3 separate regions of the Homo sapiens genome follow, and regions 1 and 3 are each linked to region 2. A link is a loop called in an ENCODE intact Hi-C map of the cell type or tissue named here. Cell type or tissue: endothelial cell of umbilical vein. All regions are shown on one strand.

Region 1 (2,500 bases), 470 kb after region 2:
TCCCATAATCCCCATGTGTTGTGGGAGGGACCCAGTGGGAGGTAATTGAATTATGGGGGAGGTTACCCCATGCTGCTGTTATTGTGATAGTGAGTGAGTTCTCAAGAGTTATGTTGGTTTTATAAGGGGCTTTTCCCACTTTTGCTTGGCACTTCTCTTTCCTGCCATCATGTGAAGAGGGTTGTGCTTCCTTCCCCTTCTGCCATGATTGTAAGTTTCCTGAGGCCTCCCCAGCCATGCAGAGCTGTGAGTCAATTAAACCTTTTTCTTTATAAATTACCCAGTATTGGGCAGTCCTTTATAGCAATATGAGAACAGACTAATACATATGCCTAAATATCTGAAAAGGCCTGAAAGCTGACTGAATTGTTAAGTTCATGAGGGCAGGGCTGGTGTGCCTATCTTGTTTAATATTGTTCCTAGCAGAATGATGAATACTAAATAAATATTTGTTGATGAAATAATGGACAACTTTTACCCTACCCTTAGGAATTAGCAAACTCAAGTAGCTGAGAATAATTCTAGAACCACTTTTTATGAAGTTCTCTAGAGTGGACAACATTTTTTCCCTGAGTACAACTAACAAACCAAATGTCAGGAGGGGAGGTTGTCATAAGCCATTCACTCTGTTCCTTTGTTCATTTGATGAATAAAATTCCTTTTTATTTAGAATAGAGGTAGAATTTTTTTAATCCTGGACTCTGGCATGGTGTTTGAGTCCCCAGAATCACTAGCTCAGACTGACAGACATGTTATCCTTCCTGCTTAAACACTTTCCTTAATAGATGGCGTCTGGTGCCCTTAAACGCAAGTGCATTCCCACATGGGAGAGTGGCCATATTTCAGCTGTAGTGATGGGGTGGGCAGTGCTCTGTCAGATCAATTATGTACAAAGGTCATCTTCTCTAAGGTTCTCTCAATTTTTTTTTCTCCTGACAGTTCACCTTGTGCCCAACCTTCTGTCTCCCTGAGTCAGACCTGCAGACGATTGCATGCCACCAGCTGTCTTCACTCCTGAGAACATGACACAAAGGAATGCTCCCTGTCAAGTTCTTCATTATCCTTCTGATGAATTTCCCCTGGTTTAAACAAGTTGGTGGTAGACAGACCTTTCTCGCATTTTCACAGACGTGCCAGGAGGAAACCCAGCGTCTCTCAGTTTCCTTTAAATATATGAGGTGGTATCTTATTGTGACCTCAACTTTCTTCTGTTTTCTATTCACCTCATTTTCTATTTCTTCTGAAGTAGTAATGCCACTTTGACCACAGTGAACAGGGCAAACCACCCCTGGGGCTGTTTAGAAGAGCAGGGAGTTCTCTGCCAGTGTCTTCTCTCTTCTGTCTGGGTCAGCCTGGGCAGTGGTCAGGGGAGCTGTCTGGCTTCCTAGCAGGTGTTGTTGTTTGTGAAACTTTATAAAACCCTCTCCTGGGGTGTGCAGAGGAGATGACGGCATCACATTCTGTTATTTCAGTGAAGTTTTTGTAGTCTGACTTGGCAGAAGCCGGTCAAAACATAATGAAAGCAGCTGGCAGGGGGGCACCATGTGGGAGTATCAGAAAGGCAGCAGCTCCTGTCCACTTCCAAAAGTGTAAAGTGGCAAGTCAGGTCAGCAATTTCCCCAGTTACATTCAGGATGTGGCCACTTCTTCATGTTGCTAACTTATACTTGATCTGAGCTAACATTATCGCTCCATCTGAAGTCCTGCAGTGGCCTCCCCTCTTGTCTCCCTGCAACTTCTTGTCCCCTCCAAACAGTAGTCAAAATTATGTTTTTATAATGCAAATCATTGAAAATAGTTCAAATGCTTCCATGGCTTCCTCTCTTAATTAGAATGAAACCTAATTTCTTGTGATGACCTGCCAGGCCCCCGAGACTTCACTGCCCCTCCTTTCAGACCTCCTCTTCTACCATTCCCTCACTCATCACTGCAGCCTCCTCCTCTTCTGTGGAGGCATCAAGTCCATTCCTGCCTTATGGCCTTGGCACTCGCTATTTCTCCTGCCTAGAAGGTGTTTTAACCAAACCTTTGCAAGGTTAGTACCTTCTTGTCCTTGAAGCCTCAGCTTATAGGCAACTTTCTTGGGTGAAACCTACCTGACCACCCAATATAAAGCAGACCCTCCCATTTTGCCCTGGTTTATTTTCTTCACTGTACTTCTCTCTTGCAGGATTCTTCTTATTTATCTTATATGTTCCTCTATTATCATCTGCTGTCTCCGAAAGAAATTATTCCCATGACAGCCTTTTTTGATCATCACTATATCCTCAGGGTTAAAAAAAATGCTTGTGGTACCGTCGGAGCTTAATAGGTATTTGTTGAACATTTGAATGAATGGATGTAGTCTTTGCATTCTTCTGTGTCTTCTTAGACTGCCACCTGTATTTTTCATTTATACTTTCTTTAAGACGTAGTTGATTAGAGTTTAGGACCTGGATTCTGACAACATTGTGTTCAGGGTCCCATTTTGCTGCATGCTAACTGAAGAACCCTTGGGCAA
Region 2 (2,500 bases):
TGCCAGGGACCAATGGAAGGAAGACTGCGCTTGAGAGGGGCAGAAGCTGTATGTCATGAGGGCTGGCCTTATGCTTCCCTTCACTAGTCAAGGCAACAGGAGATATGCAGCATAGTCCAGCCCTGGAGGGCAGCAAAGGGTGCTTCCCACATTATTAAGGCAGCACTGTGAGGGTCCGAGGTTGCCCTGTGCTGAGAACAACTGTGCCTGGTGGCATCCCCATTATCTCAACACATTCAGACTCTGAGGAAGGAGGGTGTTGAGGGTGAGAAACACAGGGCCAGAACAGCCTGTCCTAACCCAGTGTCCCTGCTCCAAGACAAGGGATCCGGCTTATCACAAGCTCATGTGACTCATTAGTTAAATGTGTAAAGCGTTTGGAAAGTGAAAAGCCAATTAGAAGTGCTAAGTTATTTCATCTCTGCTGTAAAGGAAGCAATGTGAGACCTTAAGAAAAATTCTCATGCAAATATTTTGGGGGAGGTGTGTGCTGTGGAATGTAACTCAATGAACAGACTCAATAGAAAGGCTATATCCCAAAAAGACAGGGCACAGATCAAAGAATGTGCCTAAGTCCTCAATAAACAAACAGGAAGGTAAGCAGGTGGGTGTGAGAAAAGTGGCAGGAAGAATCACTGAGACCTCACGTGAGATCTTCGATGGATCTCACATTAGACAGCAAGCTCTGGGCTTGAAACTGTGTGTGTCAGTGGAACTTTCAAGGCCTTAGACTCATTAGAAGCCCTGGGAAAGCCTAGGTCCAAAAGGATTCCTAATGCTGAATCCTTTCCTCATGTGAACAGTCATTATTTAGAGTGTAGAAATATTCGGTAAGGCCAATTTCTTGGGCATAGGATTTTCACAAGCAAGGACTTTGTGGACAGCGAGAACACCACCTGTATTGAGTTCTCTCCTCAAAGTTCATGCAGCAGGGCCAGTCAACTCATTTTCCTGTTCTCTGAACTTGTGTTGACTCAAGCTCTGCAAAACCAGGCTCTTTTCCTTTGCAAAGGAAGCATCTGGTTCCAAGTCATAAAAGAGAAACCCAGAACCTATTGCTGCCTGTTTGGTAAGCACTCTGGAGGGCACCCAGGGGGCACTGTTTCACAGAGCTCCCCTGCAACCACAAAGGCACATATCCTCCAACTCAGCCTTTTCAGAGTCCATGTTTAACCAGCACACGGTGACCCAGCCCCATGGGAGCAGGTCTGCACAAAACGCCAGGACTTCTGCCCAAATCCTGGACCTCAAACAGAGGCTGAAAAGAAATGACCTCTGCACAGTCACGCACATAGCATCTACATCTCCTAAACACATAGGGAGTGTGTGGAGGAAAGGCAGAATAATAAGCCAAGCATTCAGAGACAAGAGGGTCAAGTGCAACTACTGGAGTTGAAAAGTGCATGAAACCTATCAGGGAATAGGAAAAAAGAATATGGCAGATCCTATTAACAGTCTATCCACTACCTATTGCGCCTTCTTCCTTGGGACAATTTTGCTTAGAGAGGCAAATGTGACTGGTCCTAGGTGACGGTCATGATTTGAGCCAATCAAGATAATCTTCTGCTGGTTTTCTCAGCATCCTTTGCAGCTAGAGATTAAAATGTGACCCAGATTTAGCCAATGAGACCTACAAAGAAATTTGCTAGCAGGGTGCACAGGAGGAATAGCAGGGCCTTTTCCCTGATATTAGAGGAAAAATAAGGTATGATATGACTATGCTATTTGGAGCTGCAGCAGCCATCTTGCCGTCAGAGGCTCTAAGCATGAGGCTGAAGAGGCAGCATACTGAGGAAGACAGAGCAGAATGTTAGGAACGGCATGGGTTCCTGTTGGCCTCGTGCAGCGCTGAAACAATGCCAACAACCACTCACTCACAGATTTCTTGTTACGGGAGGAAAATAATCCTGACTGGCTTAAACCACACTTAATTGGGGTTTCTTCTATGAGGTAGATACTATTATTGCCTTCATTTCACAGATGAGGAAGCTGAATTTTAAAGGGTAAGATACACAAGATCACTGAGATAAATGGCACAGCCAGGATGTCAGAACAGGTCTGTCCTACTCCTTGAATCATGACTTTTCCTCCTGTTCCCCCAGAGAAACCTGGTGAGTACCCAGTACATTTCCCTTAGTACCCTGGAATGTCACTGATCAGAAGCATTGTTATGGAGACCCACCTAAAAGCTAGAAATGTTGATGGCATTTCTGCACTTGGCACTATGGTTTTCTAAGTTCCATGCATGGCTATCATCAACTTTTGATCTAGTTCCTGTCAGTTCTGTCCACCAACTCACAACTCCTTTTTCCAACCCTTTTCCTGACATCATTTTCTGTCCCCCTTTTCCCACAGTTCCAAGTGCTAATTTAATGGATAGCAGATTTTTGGTCTATTCCCTTCCTCTCCCATACAATGTAAAATTTCCTGTGAAATCTCTTTTTTACCTTCCCCTTCTCTATTGCCACTGTTCTCACTTTAATATTAAAAAAAAGGAAGC
Region 3 (2,500 bases), 77 kb after region 2:
GAGAGGCTAGGTAACTTGCCCACAATCACACAGCCAGCAGGAGTTGAAGCCAGGTTGGCACTCCAACTGTCTGATTTCAAGGCACATACTCTATCCTTTATACCCATTGGACTTGCCATATTCAGGAAGCTTTGGAGAAGATTCCCTCTAAACCACGTGTTAGACATTGGAAAGGGTTTCAAATAGTTTTTGCAATCAGACTTATCCATATTACTCCCAAGACTCCAGAGCCAAGATTAGACTACCCCAGGAGATTAGACCAGCAGTCATCATTTGTTCAGTTTAGTACAGATCAGAATAAAGAGAGTTGTTCCATTTAAATAGAAAAATAATCATGATGATATCCAGTAATAGGAAAAATATTGCAAAGTGTCCTTATTATATAAAAATCTGAGTCTAAACTATCGCAAGGAACCCATTCTTCTTTCGAATGTTATCGATCCTGCTGAAAAAGTTGATAGATTTTTATTAGGATTAAAAGATAATTTCAAAAACTAAACCAAAAGATAGTATAAAAACAAAAACAATTGGGAGGCCGAGGTGGGTGAATCACAAGGTCAGGAGTTTGAGACCAGCCTGGCCAACATGGTGAAACCCCGTCTCTTTTAAAAATACAAAAATTGACCAGCTTGGCCAACATGGTGAAACCCCGTCTCTACTAAAAATACAAAAAATTAGCCAGGCGTGGTGGCAGGTGCCTGTAATCCCAGCTACTCGGGAGGCTGAGGCAGAAGAAGGAGGAACCAGGGAGAAGGAGGTTGCAGTGAGCCAAGATCATGCCACTGTACTCCAGCCCGGGCGACAGGGCAAGACTCTGTCTCAAAAAAGCAAACAAACAAACAAAACAAAACAAACAAAAAAACCAAAAGCAAATCAAATGCTGGATTGTGGTGTAGGGGAAAATATGTAAGAGCAGAAAATCATACACCATCTCACCAGTCTTGCATTTCAGTTGAATTACTACTGCTTTGCACAGCCATCCTTTTATGAATGTGGCAATCAGATTACAATACAAACAAGTGCTCATCCTGAAAAAGTGAACTACCTTGAGCTTTCTTTCTTCACTTTTATGCGTGGCATGGGACCCCACACGTATTTTCAGTTTCACAGTGTTAGCCACATGCCCGTGCCGCCACTCTGCTTACCTGGCTCCACTTCATGCCATCCACTTGACTGACTGCCACTTCCTGGGGAGCGCCCTTGGCCTGTATAAAATGGCTCCTCACCAGGACTGTCCATTTCATCCTCCACAGACTTGAGGCGCTTTGTGGAGCTGAAATAACAAATGGGTGCATGTTTAAAAGCAATCGCAACCACCTTTCTCTTGGACACTGCACCTCTGGTTGAAAGAAAGCCAAGGGAGGAAGCAATTGGGCAACTTAATGTAGTTCTAGGACTCCTTTTAAACTTCTGTTCAGTCTGGTGAGTCACTGGATGTAGAACAAAGTCTTGGGTCTGTGTTGTTCCAAGTGTCTGAGTTTGATTTTTATTGTCAATCAAGTTGCTGCTGCTGCCACATCCTGTTCCTGTTTCCTTTGAGGAATAAGCGGCTGGCTCTAGCTCCTGCCTCCACCTGGAAGTGTTGGGAGTAAGGCCACATATTTCCTATCTCCACAGGTGGTGGCTGGGGCCTGGCCATCAGCAATGAACCTGGGCATCAATTTAATCCCTGCTGGAACCTCAGAAAGGATAAAAAGCAGGGCTCGTGATCCTTCAGGAAAAGCTTGGATTGGGCTGGGCATGGTGGCTCAAGCCTGTAATCCCAGGACTTTGGGAGGCCAAGGCAGGCTGATCACACTTGAGGTCAGGAGTTTGAGACCATCCTGGCCAACATGGTAAAATCCTATCTCTACTAAAAGTGCAAAAATTAGCTGGGTGTGGTGGCAGGCACCTGTAATCCCAGCTACTCGGGAGGCTGAGGCAGGACAATTGCTTGAATTGAGAGGTGGAGGTTGCAGTGAGCCGAGATCGTGCCACTGCACTCAACCCTGGGCGACAGAGCAAGATTCTGTCTCAAAAAAAAAAAAAAAAAAAAAAAAAGAAAGAAAGAAAAGAAAAGAAAATGAAAAGTTTGGATTGCTTTTTTTTTCTTTTGCCACATTTTCCCATCTTCCACTTGGAGTTGTTCATTCAAAAAAACATTTACTGCACAGCTAGTCCAGGTCCTGCTCTAAATACTAGAAATAAATCAGTGAACAAAACAAATAAAAAGGAAGGAAGAAGGAGTGCTCTGTCCCCTGAGAACAAGAGACATAAAAAAAGAGTGGCCCAATGACTTTTATGTGCTTTCTCTATGCAAAGATTATCAAAACAAAGTTTTATTCCATCAGGGTAGGGATTTTCATTTTTTGGAGAGGTACGGTCAAGAAACTTTCAGAATATATCTCATTTTTTCCAGTTGAAGGACTGAATATTCTCCCCAGTTTGAGGCTTCAGGAGTGAAAACGTAGTGAAATGCCGCCTGCTGCTATGCTTGCTGTAGTTGTTTTAATTGAATGCC

Evidence for each region. A loop is a pair of places that touch in the nucleus more often than their neighbours do. Peaks named below come from ENCODE experiments on the same cell type or tissue, not always from the same donor. Only the 100,000 strongest peaks of a DNase experiment are listed, where the experiment ranks them.
Region 1: a loop joins it to region 2, with 3 times the contacts of the local background. A loop is called at or near these places in 4 of 110 quality-filtered maps.
Region 3: it touches region 2 in a loop (5-fold over the local background); 13 of 110 quality-filtered maps call a loop at or near these places.

The regions. Positions count from the first base shown.
Region 1 is chr1:60,962,244-60,964,743 of GRCh38, reverse strand. NFIA-AS2 (NFIA antisense RNA 2) reads left to right here. Exons shown (of 7, transcript NR_110617.2): 2 at 940-1,178. Among named protein-coding and RNA genes, the nearest start is that of NFIA-AS2, 7.2 kb to the left of the region's middle. In endothelial cell of umbilical vein, no CTCF peak of the experiment used is centred here; a DNase peak (open chromatin) is centred at 1,473; H3K27ac peaks cover 2,099 bases.
Region 2 is chr1:61,434,763-61,437,262 of GRCh38, reverse strand. The region is part of intron 10 of NFIA (nuclear factor I A); the gene reads right to left. Among named protein-coding and RNA genes, the nearest start is that of NFIA-AS1, 180 kb to the right of the region's middle. RefSeq lists an enhancer at 171-672. In endothelial cell of umbilical vein, a CTCF peak has its summit at 1,075; DNase peaks (open chromatin) are centred at 332, 1,012 and 1,832; H3K27ac peaks cover 2,304 bases.
Region 3 is chr1:61,357,920-61,360,419 of GRCh38, reverse strand. NFIA (nuclear factor I A) reads right to left here. Exons shown (of 11, transcript NM_001134673.4): 6 at 1,146-1,273. Among named protein-coding and RNA genes, the nearest start is that of NFIA-AS1, 110 kb to the right of the region's middle. In endothelial cell of umbilical vein, no CTCF peak of the experiment used is centred here; a DNase peak (open chromatin) is centred at 1,459; H3K27ac peaks cover 520 bases.